Linked DNA regions of Homo sapiens: region 2 is linked to region 1. The links are chromatin loops, found by intact Hi-C in ENCODE. Cell type or tissue: ovary. All regions are shown on one strand.

Region 1 (8,000 bases):
GCAATGGCAATGCTGCAGGAAAGCATGAGCCCTGGGTAGTTTTGGGTCGTTAAAAATTAAACCTGTAAACGGGTTGATCTCCTCTGGAGGAGGGCCTGGCGCAGCCCTGGAGGCTCTGGGCTGAATCCTCACCACTGCTCCATCTCCTCCCTTTCTGCCTTGCCTGGCCTGCTCTGGCCACCTTGACGCCTCACAGCAGCACCAGGTCTGGAAAGCACCGGAACCCGTATGTGTTGAATTAATATAAAATAAACTTTATAAAGCATAGTGCTTTAGAGAGGTAGTGTTAGCAAAGACATGTCAAAATGTTCACTTGGGGTTGAACAGCAGGACAAAATAAGATATGTTACCAGCTCGAATGCTTTTATATATATAAAAAGATCTATGGAGTCCTTTTAAGTTACAAATGATGACTTAAGCTATTTAACAAAAAGGTTGGTTTTAAACAACAAAACAAAACAGAGGAGGTACAATTGATGATTTTTGTTTTAACAAGCTGAATTCCTCCTGGCTTCTCCTGGCTTAAGTCGTGGTTTGTGTTACCAACCAAAAAAATTATAAGCAGCTAGTGCAATCGTGGTTTCGATAAAACTCTCTGAAGTAATGATGATCCCACCTTATTTAGACAAGTCAGGGGTCAATATGGCCTTATTTGCTTCTGTTTTTCATTAGTGGCACTCTCTCTGTGTAGCATCACACTTCCTACCAGCTCCTTGAATACACAGAGGATTCATGCTTCAGTTCTGCATGTATTAAGAATGCAGCCATAGCAACTACTAGCATTAATGAACTATTTGCTTATGCAGTAATAATTAACTTCCATTACATTACTTTGTGTGATTACTTTCTTAATTGCCTGAATTATGCATCCATTTAATATTTAATAACCATTCTCAGAAATCAGACACTGGTAAAAAACAAATTGCTCACAGTTTCCTTGCAATAATTAAGCTCACAAGAATAAATGAAACCTTTTAAAAACAAATGCCTTGTGATTATATCCTTGCATGTAGAACAAGATCCTAAATTAGTTATTTATTAAATCTAAATTTTAGTCCAAATAGTGCATTTTTCATTTTCACCTCGGGAAATCAACCTGCACAGTACCTGATTTCAACAACAGAATTAAGTGCCTTCTATTTTCTTTGGGAGTCACAAACTGCGTTAATATTTATTACCATGCAAAATTCAAAAGTACTTAAAATATTGTGTGTTTATATTTATTTCAACTTGGCATCTCTTTTACACAAGGTAAGTAAGATGTTTAGGTGGAGATTAAAGTGTTATGAAACGAGATCAATAGCTCTCCATTAAGATGGGCTATTGTGAGCCTCCCCATTATTCTGCTTCCTAACCACCCCGCCCCTGACACACACATACTCACACACAAACCCAAGCCCAACCATTCACCTCAGTGAAAACACACATATGCAATCTGTTTTTAACCAAGCAGAAGGAGACTCATGGCAATTTATCCTCATACATTTTCACTCACAACCAGGCAGTTTGATCTTGCCTTTCCAACTCGCCAGCTAGAGCTCTTAGAACCCCCGTGCCCTTCTGCTGGCACCCAAGCAAAGCCACATGCTGATTTGCAAAGTGATAATGCTATTATCCTATTGTACATCAGCTTCAGTTCCCTCCGGCTTGCAAAGTCATCACTGTTTTAACAAATAAAACGTGCAACTGCTTTATCGCGGGTTTTCTTGGTGAATAGATTCTATTGAATCTGGACAAGACAGCTTTCTTTTTTTTTCTTCCTGGGACTGCATCTGCAAAATTGTTCTGCCATTCCACATTGATTATGGCAGCTATGTACAGACGTGTTTATCTGAACCATAACCATGTTAGGCTTAAGCTACAGGGACACTGGGATATTATTTACCCACTGTTACCCTGTGCATACATAATATACACAAAATAATGTGTGTCGCATGAAAAGAGGGAGGGAAAGTTTAAAGCATTTTGTACCAAATGGGCTCATCCAGAAAAATAAGTGCAGCCTAAGAAATTACATATGGAGTGCCAAGTGAGTAACTGAGATGAACCATTTTCCTACCAGCGAGGAGAATCTTTTTCCAAGGCATGGAAATAGCCATGGGGAAGGGGTAGCACTGGGGACGGGGTTGATTTGTGGAGAAAAACTGGAGTTTAGGGTGTTGCAAGTCAACAATGGCTGTTATTCTGAGTTTCTAAACTGAGCTAAATTGATGCCAATCTTGCTGACTGTTGTTACAGTGGGCAGAGTCATTAGGATTTGCTTTTTAAATGATCTCTCAGCCTGTAAGGCTGAGAGCTGCTAGCAAGGCAAGGTTAGAGAGAAAATGATAGCAGTATGTTGATGCTTCACAGACCTCATGATAGTTTCCGTCTGTCATTATTTACGTCTGACTAGATGCGTCATGTCAGCTACCTAGAAGGCACTTTAATATGAAGCTCTTGTTTGCCTCCACTCTTGCGCAGCCAGACTGGGATACTATTATTTTTGCATCACTACACTTAGGTGAAGCTTGCTTCAATCTTTCAGTAATGACACACAAAAGAAGTAAAAATGGTTGTGTCCAAGTTATTATACATGCTTGTATTCTAACAGGCCTCGTCAGCATTGCTCAGAAAAAGAAAAAAGTGAATTTAAATCAATAAACAGACATTTATTAAAAGGTCAGCTTAATTCTATTTGTTCCAGCTCCTTTGCCAACATTTTAGGTAAAACTATTTTTCTTTGGCTTTGGATTAGTGTCATTGTTATTGGATGGAATCACTTAGGGGGAAGCTATAGAATGAATATTTGATCAAATTTGCTCATGTTGCTTAATATCATCTTATATCATTTTTATAAATTTTATCAGCATCACTGTAAATAAATCCACATGAAAAGCTTTCATTTTGTATCTATATTATTGGCATCACTAAGGACACATTTTTAAACAATGTGCATTTATCTGAAAACTATATATAGAGAGAGAAAGGCCTAATAACAGTGATTCTGAAATCCAAGATGGCTATTTTATACATCAGAAAAAAAATACTATTATGGCAAAAAATGAACGAGGATATTGATGTTTTCTTTCATCAAGATTGTCTTAACAAATGAAGCTACCACTATTCTATAACTGTCCCTAGCAGAGAAAAGAAATGTTAATTGAAGATATTCTAGAATGTTGAAATTTATTGACACCATTTCATACTGAAAACTGCAACATAGTTTTAGCAGGAGGCACATTTTAACAATGCCAAAATATTCTAGGTGACTTTTTCTTTGTGCTTTAAAAAATATAATAAATATAAGCAGATTTTAGTATGAATGAAACAATCTACAAATATATTTGTAAATACAAAAGCATATAAAGATATACAATACATCAGTAATAACACATAAACAGTTTGCAATTTTTTATATGCATAATTTAGTACAAAGGCTTGAAAAGGTACAATTTTAAAAATAAAATAACTCACATAGACTCATGTAGACATTTTTTAAAATGTGCCTTAGGAATGACATGTTTATAAAGTTTCCACCAAGATTCTATATTTAAACAGTAAATAGCATTGTCACATCCGGAAAATGAGTTATTACTCTGAATTAAGAAATTTAGATAATAGAGAGAAAAAAATGCACAACCATTCTGCCTTCTGAACTTTAAGCATTTAACAGAATATCATGACTGCTGCAGTGTTAACTGAACAGATTTCTATCAAAAGTCTGGGGCATTCTGAATTAGCTGGAGATGGCTAGTACTTGATCTCCTTATTTTGACAGAATAAGTGCTTATATTCTTGAAGTCTTCACAAGCCATGTAAGCATAAAAGTGTGATGATGGAGATCTCTTTTCCGTTTTAAAGATCAGATGCCAGCTTCATGAGATGATATTTTCAGGTTGATGCATTTGTGTTTGTGGCATATTTTTATAAATTTCAAGTATAATGCTTTGTCAGGACTAAATGAAATGCCCTGTGCATACATATATATACATGCATATATATACACATGTATATATGTGTGTATATATATATGTGTGTGTATATATATATTAGAATGCCTTATAATTTGCATTTTTAACCACTGGGCTCTCATAAACTACTATGACAAATACAGTAATTTGAAATGGAATCAATCACATTCTCTCAATCCCTTAAAATGTTTAAATAGTTACATTACAGCACATATGTTAAAATACTTTTTTACAAAATGGTTTGCCCAAGGCATTTTTCTTACCTCTTGCCCAAGCTACATGTGAGTTATGGCAAAAAATGAACAGTAGGTGGCAGTCAAACCACTAAACTGCCTCAAAGCTTCATTAACCTTAGACTCTTGTTAAGAGTAATAGGAAAGTAGTGTATTTTTCCATTTTAAAGAATTCATTTTATAATTAATCTTGAAATACATTTCTAAGGTCCCAAGCTGCTGAAATAGTGAGCTGATTGCATCCTTAAGCGAATGAGCTCAGATAAAAGTGATTTAATTCAAGAACCATTTCTGCTTTGTCTCTGTGACTTTTTTCCCCTTCATTTCTCTGTTATTACTGTTTTAATGTGGGTCTTTATGCAGTTGTAGTTGTGGACATGATCAGCACATTCTTGGGCTGAAGCCCAGGGCTGTGTAAGCCGTGCCTGCATATCTTCATGCACGTTTTAAATAACCTGCAAGAGCTATTTCCTCCCCTGATCTTACAGACCACACGAATATAGTCCCTTTCTGTGCATCAGAAGATAAACTAGTTTATAGGAAGAAAATCCTAGAGAAGTAACTGAAACACAGAAAGAACATCCTCAAAAGCAGAGGATTGTGAACAACTAAATTTTCAGACAATGGAAGTAAAAATTATTAGTGTGAAGTACCTTTGGAGGCCATGTTATCTACATTACAGGAAGGGCTTCATCTGTTGTGCTCACCATGGTCCTCACGGTTGAGAACAGCATGCCAGGCACACAGTAAATGTTCATTAAATATTTTCTGGACGAATCAATGAGTGGCCAAAATCCAAGTCCCACTCATTTCTCAGATAGTCTATCCTGAAACTTTTTGCTACTGTCTCAGCTCTTCACAATGATAAAGCTACATTCTCACTCTCCACTGCTGTCCTTTCTCCAAATGTTACTGTTAATCACTATCATTGGGAACTGACATGGCACCACTAACACAACACAGCAGGACACAATTCTAGTCTGGTCGATTTGGAATGTAGATGATGCCTTTCCATTGTGTTACTGGCCACAATTGTTTCTAAAAATCTAAGTTCATGCTACAGAAAGAGCAAACTATTTAAGTAGTATTGGCCTAAAAGCTAAGTCAACTTGATCAACATATTTACCTGCCCATGCTGTAGTTTCCTCATCTGAAATCAGAAAAAAACAGAGCCTACTTTATAGAGTTATATGTGTTTCAATATTGTTATTATTATTATTATTATTATTTTCAAAGGCTTTTTCTGCATCTATTGAGATAATCATGTGGTTTTTGTCTTTGGCTCTGTTTATATGCTGGATTACATTTATTGATTTGCGTATATTGAACCAGCCTTGCATCCCAGGGATGAAGCCCACTTGATCATGGTGGATAAGCTTTTTGATGTGCTGCTGGATTCGTTTTGCCAGTATTTTATTGAGGATTTTTGCATCAATGTTCATCAAGGATATTGGTCGAAAATTCTCTTTTTTGGTTGTGTCTCTGCCCGGCTTTGGTATCAGGATGATGCTGGCTTCATAAAATGAGTTAGGGAGGATTCCCTCTTTTTCTATTAATTGGAATAGTTTCAGAAGGAATGGTACCAGTTCCTCCTTGTACCTCTGGTAGAATTCGGCTGTGAATCCATCTGGTCCTGGACTCTTTTTGGTTGGTAAGCTATTGATTATTGCCACAATTTCAGATCCTGTTATTGGTCTATTCAGAGATTCAACTTCTTCCTGGTTTAGTCTTGGGAGAGTGTATGTGTCGAGGAATTTATCCATTTCTTCTAGGTTTTCTAGTTTATTTGCGTAGAGGTGTTTGTAGTATTCTCTGATGGTAGTTTGTATTTCTGTGGGATCGGTGGTGATATCCCCTTTATCATTTTTTATTGTGTCTATTTGATTCTTCTCTCTTTTTTTCTTTATTAGTCTTGCTAGTGGTCTATCAATTTTGTTGATCCTTTCAAAAAACCAGCTCCTGGATTCATTAATTTTTTGAAGGGTTTTTTGTGTCTCTGTTTCCTTCAGTTCTGCTCTGATTTTAGTTATTTCTTGCCTTCTGCTAGCTTTTGAATGTGTTTGCTCTTGCTTTTCTAGTTCTTTTAATTGTGATGTTAGGGTGTCAATTTTGGATCTTTCCTGCTTTCTCTTGTGGGCATTTAGTGCTATAAATTTCCCTCTACACACTGCTTTGAATGCGTCCCAGAGATTCTGGTATGTTGTGTCTTTGTTCTCATTGGTTTCAAAGAACATCTTTATTTCTGCCTTCATTTCGTTATGTACCCAGTAGTCATTCAGGAGCAGGATGTTCAGTTTCCATGTAGTTGAGCGGTTTTGAGTGAGATTCTTAATCCTGAGTTCTAGTTTGATTGCACTGTGGTCTGAGAGATAGTTTGTTATAATCTCTGTTCTTTTACATTTGCTGAGGAGAGCTTTACTTCCAAGTATGTGGTCAATTTTGGAATAGGTGTGGTGCGGTGCTGAAAAAAATGTATATTCTGTTGATCTGGGGTGGAGAGTTCTGTAGATGTCTATTAGGTCTGCTTGGTGCAGAGCTGAGTTCAATTCCTGGGTATCCTTGTTGACTTTCTGTCTCGTTGATCTGTCTAATGTTGACAGTGGGGTGTTAAAGTCTCCCATTATTAATGTGTGGGAGTCTAAGTCTCTTTGTAGGTCACTCAGGACTTGCTTTATGAATCTGGGTGCTCCTGTATTGGGTGCATATATATTTAGGATAGTTAGCTCTTCTTGTTGAATTGATCCCTTTACCATTATGTAATGGCCTTCTTTGTCTCTTTTGATCTTTGTTGGTTTAAAGTCTGTTTTATCAGAGACTAGGATGGCAACCCCTGCCTTTTTTTGTTTTCCATTTGCTTGGTAGATCTTCCTCCATCCTTTTATTTTGAGCCTATGTGTGTCTCTGCACGTGAGATGGGTTTCCTGAATACAGCACACTGATGGGTCTTGACTCTTTATCCAATTTGCCAGTCTGTGTCTTTTAATTGGAGCGTTTAGTCCATTTACATTTAAAGTTAATATTGTTATGTGTGAATTTGATCCTGTCATTATGATGTTAGCTGGTGATTTTGCTCGTTAGTTGATGCAGTTTCTTCCTAGTCTCGATGGTCTTTACATTTTGGCTTGATTTTGCAGCGGCTGGTACCGGTTGTTCCTTTCCATGTTTAGCGCTTCCTTCAGGAGCTCTTTTAGGGCAGGCCTGGTGGTGACAAAATCTCTCAGCATTTGCTTGTCTGTAAAGGATTTTATTTCTCCTTCACTTATGAAGCTTAGTTTGTCTGGATATGAAATTCTGGGTTGAAAATTCTTTTCTTTAAGAATGTTGAATATTGGCCCCCACTCTCTTCTGGCTTGTAGGGTTTCTGCCGAGAGATCCACTGTTAGTCTGATGGGCTTCCCTTTGAGGGTAATCCGACCTTTCTCTCTGGCTGCCCTTAACATTTTTTCCTTCATTTCAACTTTGGTGAATCTGATAATTATGTGTCTTGGAGTTGCTCTTCTCGAGGAGTATCTCTGTGGCATTCTCTGTATTTCCTGAATCTGAACGTTGGCCTGCCTTGCTAGATTGGGGAAGTTCTCCTGGATAATATCCTGCAGAGTGTTTTCCAACTTGGTTCCATTCTCCCCATCACTTTCAGGTACACCAATCAGACGTAGATTTGGTCTTTTCACATAGTCCCATATTTCTTGGAGGCTTTGCTCATTTCTTTTTATTCTTTTTTCTCTAAACTTCCCTTCTCGCTTCATTTCATTCATTTCATCTTCCATCACTGATACCCTTTCTTCCAGTTGATTGCATCGGCTCCTGAGGCTTC
Region 2 (8,000 bases), 390 kb after region 1:
ATCTTACAGTGAGTTCATACATCCAGCAATATTTAAAGCACGAAGACTTTATTTACAATTTTATTTCAATATAATAACCAGATCCAATGGACCCAACAAATGATGAATTTATGTTAATTTTACCAACCAGCGTTCTCATCAATCATATATATTTTTTGGGGGAAATGTAAACATTACTGCCTAAAGTACCTTATATACATCTGTTAGCTGATCATAACAAAGGACTTTAACAATCTAAATAGGTAAAGCTGATAAAGGGTACCATATTTTGGTTTATTTTATTTAGCCTTAAATTATATATTAATATTTTTAAAAATGTAAACTCAGTGAATAAGAGCTGGTATAATCAATATTTTACATAAGTAGTCTCATGTTTTTAAAAACAAAAACAAAAACTTAAGTTTTAGATCATTGCTATTTCATTGGAAAGTTCTCTAATATTTTATGGTAATATTTTAATAGACCCCAGGAATTTCGAAATACTGTTTCCCCTTTATGTATTTTCCATTTGATGGAAATAATTTCTCCTGGAAAACTAATTCTTTCAAAAGTTTACTGAAAGCCTATATTTAGGAAATGATATTTTAAAATCCAGTGTCTTTAAAATAACAATATGATGGCAGGACACAAATCTGAAATAAACCACAGAAAATAGTGCCAATGTGTATGTATACATGAATATGTGTGTATCTCTTACATATGTATTTAAGAGCACGGATATATATATGCATATACATACATATACATATATATACACATACACAAACACATGTAGGTAGCCTACCTACATTTTAATACACGTACACACACATACCCACTTCGCTGGGTCTAAACATGCACTAGCAAGTTATTTTAGGGCTTCAACTCTTCAGAAAATCTCATTATGTGAGGAGCCAAGTGGCTCTGCGGGGAGCATTATGGAAATATCTGGGCTTGATTTAATGAGGCTGTTCACACTGGTGGAATATCAACTTAACAGAGAAAAGTCTACCCAGGGCGTCCAAGTTACCAAAATGAAAATCGGCAATTGAGATGATAAGAACGTGGCTTTCTTCTGCGAAATCACTTCAGGTAACAGAGATAACATTAAATAACATACATTCTATGCACCAAGAACAATGTTTTATGTACCGAGTCTCTTATCCGTCTCTCCTAATGACTTCCCTTAGCGGGTTGTTAGTACTTGACAGCAGGTCTCCGTGCGGGGAACTTTTCTCCAATTCCACATTCAAAGGAGGTCCATCAGAGAGCATGATTGGCAATTTTCGTCATAATCTGCACATTATTAGCATCAAACTTGACGTGGCAGTTAACACTAGTGGGTTTTGATGTACCTTTCTTCAAGTTCAAGGAAACCCCTCCAGTAGCCGGGTTGGCAGAGCGGGTCTCAGCAACCCAGCGGTGGCTTTGCAGAGGCGAAGGCGCAATAGACATGCGTGAGAAATATGCCAAGAACCATTTCACCCGAGGAAAAGGAAAGCGAGGAGAGAAGGGGACGAGGGACATAGAGAGTTCTAACTTAGAAAAGTGTCTAAGGAAATGCTTTAGGATAATATTAATATATCTAGAGATTCAAGTATTTCCCAGATCGAGTGGAACCCGGTAGTTGGAAAACTGAGCTGAAAACGCCTCTCCAAATACTACAGCGATCTATCAGTCTTACCCCTACCCCAACTCCCTTCCTTTCCCTTCCCTGGCCGTGGCAACCTCTTTTGCCATCACTTTTTGCATAAAATATGCAAGATGCTTCCATTCCATCAGCACTGAAACCAAAGACCAAAAGAGAGAAAGGTGTTGGACCGAAAAGGAGGCGGCGCAACGGCCACCCCTTCCAGCACCTCGGCTTTGTCCTTCCCGGGGAAGGCGGCCACATCCCTACCCGCCTTGCTCCTGAACGTAGTAAACAATCTCACAAACAACCACCGCTGCCCACGCTCTCCATCCGTCCTCCCGGCCTTATCAGACCTCCGTTCTCCCGCACTCTTCGGGCAGGGTCCCTAATAAGCTCAGGCTGAAAGAACGTTTGCCACCTCCCCCACCCTCGTTGAAAGAAAAGGAAGAAAAACAGCAGCAGCGAGAAACCTCCGGGGCGACTCCTCCCCCGCCCCCAAGCACCAGCGCACAGCATCCCCCTCTGTCTTTGTTGTGGTTCTCCGTTGCTTCGGGCCACGCCGTTCAGCCAAGCAACCCGGACCTGAGAGTGCACAGCCAGGACTAGCTTAGGGGGCGAGGGGTTGGTCTTTGGGAAACCAAGCGCTCAGGACAGAGGTGGAAAGTGGGTCCCGGGAGCCAGAAAAGAGAGAGAAGGGCAGACGGCTGGGTGGCAAATACAAAAATAGAAATAATTTAGGGGGATGCCCGCCAGGCTTTTGCGCCTGCTCCTTCTCCCCCAATTCGGAGCAGGTTCCCTTCGGCCTCCCGCGCCCCGGGGCGCCCCCTGGCGGCAGCGGCAGCAGCGGGCAACGCGCGGAGGGCTCAGGGGGCGCACAGGGGACTCCCGGGCACACTCAGAGAGGCGGGCGCGGCCCCCTGGCGGTGGCGACGTAGTTATCTGGTGAGCGGAGCCTCGTCCCTCTGGTCCGGCGGGCTCACGGCCGTCTTACTAAGCACCGCGGCCGAGTAGGGCAGGAAGCCGCTCTCGGAACGCGGCGCCGCCGCGCTGCAGCCGAAGTCCGAGCCTCCCCCGGCCCCGGCGCCCCCGCCGCCGCCGCCACCACCACCACCGCCGCCGCCACCGCCACCCCGGGAACCCAGGGCTGCGGCAGCTGCTGCCGCGGCTGCCGCCGCCGACTGACTGCTGTGGCAACTGAGGCACGAGCAGGGTGCAGAGCCGCCGCTGGGGGGCGCGCCGGCCGCCGCCGCCGAGGAGGCCGCAGCCGCTGCGGCTGCCGCGGCTGCCGCGGCAGAGGCCGCGCTGTTGAGCCCCGCGGCGGCCGCGGGAGCCTGGTAGAGACCAGGGTGGCGGAAGCTACACAGCAGCTCCGGCCGAGAGTAGGGGTGCGAGAGGGCGCGGAAGGTGTCCAGTGGCCGGATGGAAGTAGCGAAGGGCGACGAAGCCGCGGCCGCCGCGCCTGAGGCTGCAGCCGCGGCCGCCGCCGCCGTGACGCCCACGTGCGGGTAGTAGTGCAGCGGCACGTGCGAGTGGAAGGGGTAGGGCAGGCTTCCGGTGGCGGCCGCGTGCGTCATCATGTAGGTGTAGAAGCTGGGGTCGGCTGGGTGCGGCCAGGACATGGCCAGGCGCTGCCGCTTGTCCTTCATGCGCCGGTTCTGGAACCACACCTGCGGGGAGAGACGCGCCGCAGCCTGGGTTAGGGAGCGCCCCGTGTTCCCAGCTCCTGTCCCAGGACCTCTGCCCCTTCCGGACCTCTGAATGGCTTGGTCTACTTCTCTCCGACCAAGCCCAACCCCGAGTACCCTGTGGTCTCCCAGCTGGGAAAGTGTGGACGGCAGTGTGTGGACCGCCGTGGGCACACCGTCCTCAACGAAGAGGGTCCTCTCCCCCGCGTCCGGCTGCTGCTGCTCCTCAGGCTTTTATTCCCTTACTTCTTGCTGCACTTTTTTGTCCCAATCCAACCTTTCCTCTCCCTCCCGCCACCCACCAGTGCCGGTCTCGCTGAGCACCCGTCTCTCAATCCCAGGATTTGTACGGGGATTCTGGGCAGCCTTTGAAGAGAGGCTGCCGCTCAGCTTTTCTGAGAGGTCGCCGCGCGAAGTCTTGAGCCCTCCGAACTGCAAGGACCTGCCCCTAGGGGCACGGGTCCGATTTTGATATTGAAGGGATGATTTTGTTGGAATCGTTTGCCTTAAATGAGTGGGTAGAGCAATGTCTCCATAAACGGGGAAGGGGACGTTTCCACCCCTCCCAACACTATCTAATAAAGACATCATTCGTCACAACTCTAAATTAAAGAAAGCCCGATCAAACCAGAGGGAGACTTCCACACTCCTCCCCTACCCCGTGGAGATTTTTTCTTTTTTCTGCAGTGTCGAACGCTCCATGAAGGGCTCACCAAATCGCCTAACCTCCCGGCTATCTCTCCCAGACGTATAATAAAATTAATAACCTAAAGTTATATATAAATAAGGACAATTTCGTTGCATTTTTCCCCGCAGGAGGTTGCCCTTTTTTCGTTGCCCAAGAGGAAAATGTTCAGGAAACTACTGTCTCAAACCAATCGATTTTAAAGATACAGTATCCTTTTCTCCGTGTAACGATTTATGCGGAAAATAAATCTCCAAGCTCAAGAGCAAATGAAAAGTTTCACCTCTGGTTCCTGCTTGAGGAACAAAGACCAACTGGGCTTGCCGCCTAGGGGAAAGTGGGGCCGTGGGTATGGGCGAGGGGGCATCTGGCCAGGCGTTGGGCACAATGGAGCAGGGGCGAGTGCTTTCAGCATTGGAGTCACCATTCGGGGGCCTTCTTAGATCCGTCAGGCCGGACAACCGTTCGGATTCGGTGGCCGGGAAATAAATAAGCCAATTCCTTTGGTGACTACCCCCCGCGGATTTCCAGACCCTTAGCTAAATCTAGCCACCCAGAAAGGGGAAAGGGGAAAAAGAAACAATCAACCCAGATGCCCCCGGGGAGGCCAGAGCAGGCATGCACTGGAATTGATACCTTGATGGTGGTTTCGGGCAGGTTGAGTGCCGCGGCCAGCTCGCACCGGCGGGGCCGCGACACATAGTTCTCCCGGTAGAACTCCTTCTCCAGGCGCGCGATCTGCTCGCGGGTGAACGCCGTACGGTAGCGCCGCACTTGATCCGCGCCAGAGCCGGAGCCACCCAGCGCCGCGCTCCCGCCGCTGCCTCCGCTGCCTCCATGCAGGCTTCCGAGGCCTGAGCCCGACGCCGACGTCGTGGTGCCGGCAGCCGAGCCGCTCTCTGCGTACCCTGGCAAACAAACGACCAACAGCGCATGAGTGGCTGTAGGACCAACAGCCCGGCGCTGGCGCTGCGCGCGGATCGGGGAAGCCCCGTCAGGAAGGAGAGTCGCTGCCGGAATTGATGGGGTCTGTCATGCTTACAAATTGCTGCCGTTAATGGAATCAATAAAGTTTGGGGAGCCCTTCATAAGCAAATAATAGAAACGGAATTAGGAGATTTCTTTTTTAATAATTAGAAATTTTCAACCAAGGAGGAAAAGTGGCCGAGGGAAAATGCCTACCTCTGGGCGCAGTTTGGGAAGCTCTGGGTTTCCCATGGTCTGGAGACCGCAGGGCAGCTTTTTATACGGCCTCTAACCTTTATCTGAGTCTTCGGGGTTTCAAATATTTTAAGAGTTCCAACACAGCAGTAGCTCAAACCCAAGCCAATAGGGGGTGAAATATACTTTTCAACTCTTTCTCCCGCTGACCTAAACAGAGACGCCGGCGAGGCTTCCTCCGACTTACCCAGAAGAATGCCCCCTCCAGCCCTGAGGGCACAGGGGCAGGGGAGTTCAGAGTAGTTGCCCAGGGTACCTTTCCCAAAAGCAACTCGGCTGCTGACTAGGGGTCTACCGGCTCGCTCGGGCTCTTAGACACGAGCGCAGAAACATTTTCTCGGACTCAGGAGCGAGGGCGGGTGGGCCTGGTGTTCCAGGCTCCGCAGGCCTGAGCCTGGCGGGAAAGCTCAAGGAGCAGAACTGGAAGGCACGGTCCCAGACATGCGTCCCGCCCCCGCCCGTGCTAGCTCGGTGTAGCTTGCCTGTGGAGGGTCTGAGAGGGGAAAAGGCACCGGGAAAGGCTGGCGGGGGCCGCGGAGGAGCAAAGAGGATGGGACTGGAGAGCGCGGTGCGGCCGGCGCGGTTACCTTTGCCATTGTTTTCCTTAAGCTGAGCGGCGCCGAGGCCCCCGGGGGAGCGAAGCGCGGAGCAGCCCACCTCCACGTCGCTGCTCATGTCGGCCTCAGCGGCCGCCTCTGAATAATGGCCCGGCTTCTTGCGGCTCTCGGCGGCGGAGGAGATTTCGGAGGAGACGGTGCTTTCGCTGCCCGTGTGCTGCAGGTTGAACAAAGTGTCTATTTCGAATTTGCCCTTGGCGGGGAGTTCTCCCAGAGCGCTGTGCAGGGGGGCAGACGGCAGGCGCGGGCTTAGGCGAGCCGGGTGCTGCGAATTTTCCAGGGCCTCGAGCACAGCATTGCCAGCCGAGTTGGACAAATTGGAGAATCTCTTGCCCGCCGTAGGGCTGTGCAGCCCTCTCTCCATCAGAATCATCTCTTTTCTTATTCTTTCCATCATCTCAGCTTTCTTAAAAATGTCACAGTGGCCCTGCTGTCCCGTCCTAATGATAGGCTGCGCCTAGGGCTAATTCTCATTCAGCCCCAGCGAACGCCTCTAAATATTATTATCGCTTTCGGAGGGAGGCGGAAAAATTGTGGGATGCCAGAGCGAGGGAATGACTGGTCAAAATGACCCATACATCCTTCCGATCCCGAGATGTCATTCATCAAAAAGTAGCGCCCGCTCGTCATTAAGGTACGAATGACGCTGTTCGAATAATCATTTATTGTAACAGGTTTATAAGCAAATAAATACACCCTCCTGTCAGTGGGTAATGAAGGCAGCTTCAGAGCAGACAAATAGATCCAGGTAGGAGGCGAGAAGAGACAAGTGAGGAGGAAGGCTCCGGTCCTTTGCCCGCTCCGAGCCAGTTCTGCTCGCCCGGGGGTTTGGCCTCGGGGGTGAAATTGACAGTCTGATTAATAGAGCGCGCCGCGGCACATTTCCCCCTTCATTTAGGGGCATCATTACGCTCTCAGTTTGCTAGGTTGCCCCTTAGGTCCTAATCATGCAGCGCCTTCTTCATTTTTCCTTGGACACAGATACGTATTAAATAATAGATAATGGTTTGACTTTCCAGAGTAGGTCCTCGGGAAGGTTTGGTTTTTTTTTTTTTTTTTTTTTTTTTTTTTACCATTTACAAGCTGGGGGCATAAGTGGGGGGAGATAAGGGGGAGGATGCAGGAAGAGTTGCGTAAGGAGAAGACCTTGCGCCTCTCCTATCTGGATTACTTATCTTTCGGATTTCGGAACCAAATATGTATTTTATTTAACAAATAGGACGCCGGAGTTCTTTCCCTCCCTATTTCTTCACCTCAGCCTAAATGCTCTCCTCCCACCCCGGGAGAGAGAGAGAGCGGAAGAGAGGGAGAGAGGGAGAGAGGGAGAAAGGGAGAGGGAGACGGAGTGAGAGAAAGAGAGAGAGAGAGAGAGAGAGAAATAGAAATATCCTAGAGTTTTGAAAGCGCTTTCTTGCTACGTGGCCGCGGAGGTGCATTGGGCCCGCGCCTCCAAACGGAAATCATTAGGTCCTCTCTGATTTTCTAACACCGTCTGCAGAGTGAGATCTGAACTCGAAGTCCCCGGTTTTTTACTTTTATAATCCTGCTGATAGAAAGCCTTCTCGCCTACGCATTTTCCTGAGGGGAAACGAACTAGGCTGGACGATTTGATAGCAGAATTCGACAGCTAACTTTAAACACAGTGGAGATTTACAGCGCCATACGGGCGCTCCGAATCCACGCTCACGTTGCCAGATTTTCCCCTCCCTCCTCAAATAGAATTATTTGCGGCAAAGGCGCTGGATTTCGAGGTCAAAAGAGGAAAGAGGAGACAGCCTTCTTCCCCTACCTCCCCGCTGCCCTCCCTTCCCCTTTGCTTTTCTTCCTTCTCTCTTTCCTCCCCTCATCAACCCCAGCCCCTTACCTGCGGCCACAGGTATTCCCAGCGTTGGGTCCGGGCGCAGAGAGTCGCCGAACAGCCTTACAGCAGCTCTCTGCGGCCTGGGCTTGGAGGCTGAGCCTCTTGGCGACAACTTTGATAGTCATAATGACGCCGGTGGCAACCATTTTAACGAAGATCAATCTTCACTCCAGGCCGCTCCTCATCTCCCGCGGTTGCGCCCACCCTTCCCTGACCCTCCAAGCACTGTGCCCACCCGCCAACGGCCCAGCCGGAGAGAGATTCGCGGACACAGGCGGAGGCGAGGGAGGACGGGGATGGGACGCGGAGGTCCGCCCGT

Evidence for each region. Hi-C counts contacts between places; a loop is a spot of excess contacts. Peaks named below come from ENCODE experiments on the same cell type or tissue, not always from the same donor. Only the 100,000 strongest peaks of a DNase experiment are listed, where the experiment ranks them.
Region 2: it touches region 1 in a loop (4-fold over the local background); 78 of 110 quality-filtered maps call a loop at or near these places.

The regions. Positions count from the first base shown.
Region 1 is chr2:175,686,050-175,694,049 of GRCh38, forward strand. The region is part of intron 3 of LOC107985962 (a long non-coding RNA gene); the gene reads right to left. Among named protein-coding and RNA genes, the nearest start is that of LNPK, 310 kb to the right of the region's middle. In ovary, a CTCF peak has its summit at 4,252 (motif pointing right); no DNase peak of the experiment used is centred here.
Region 2 is chr2:176,077,560-176,085,559 of GRCh38, forward strand. EVX2 (even-skipped homeobox 2) reads right to left here and starts at 6,403. Exons shown (of 3, transcript NM_001080458.2): 1 at 5,791-6,403; 2 at 4,619-4,890; 3 at 1-3,279. The coding sequence starts at 6,217. The coding sequence ends at 2,548. RefSeq lists enhancers at 1,356-1,997, 5,162-5,777. In ovary, no CTCF peak of the experiment used is centred here; DNase peaks (open chromatin) are centred at 1,912, 2,572, 3,322, 7,889 and 1 weaker place; H3K4me3 peaks cover 682 bases; H3K27me3 peaks cover 1,553 bases.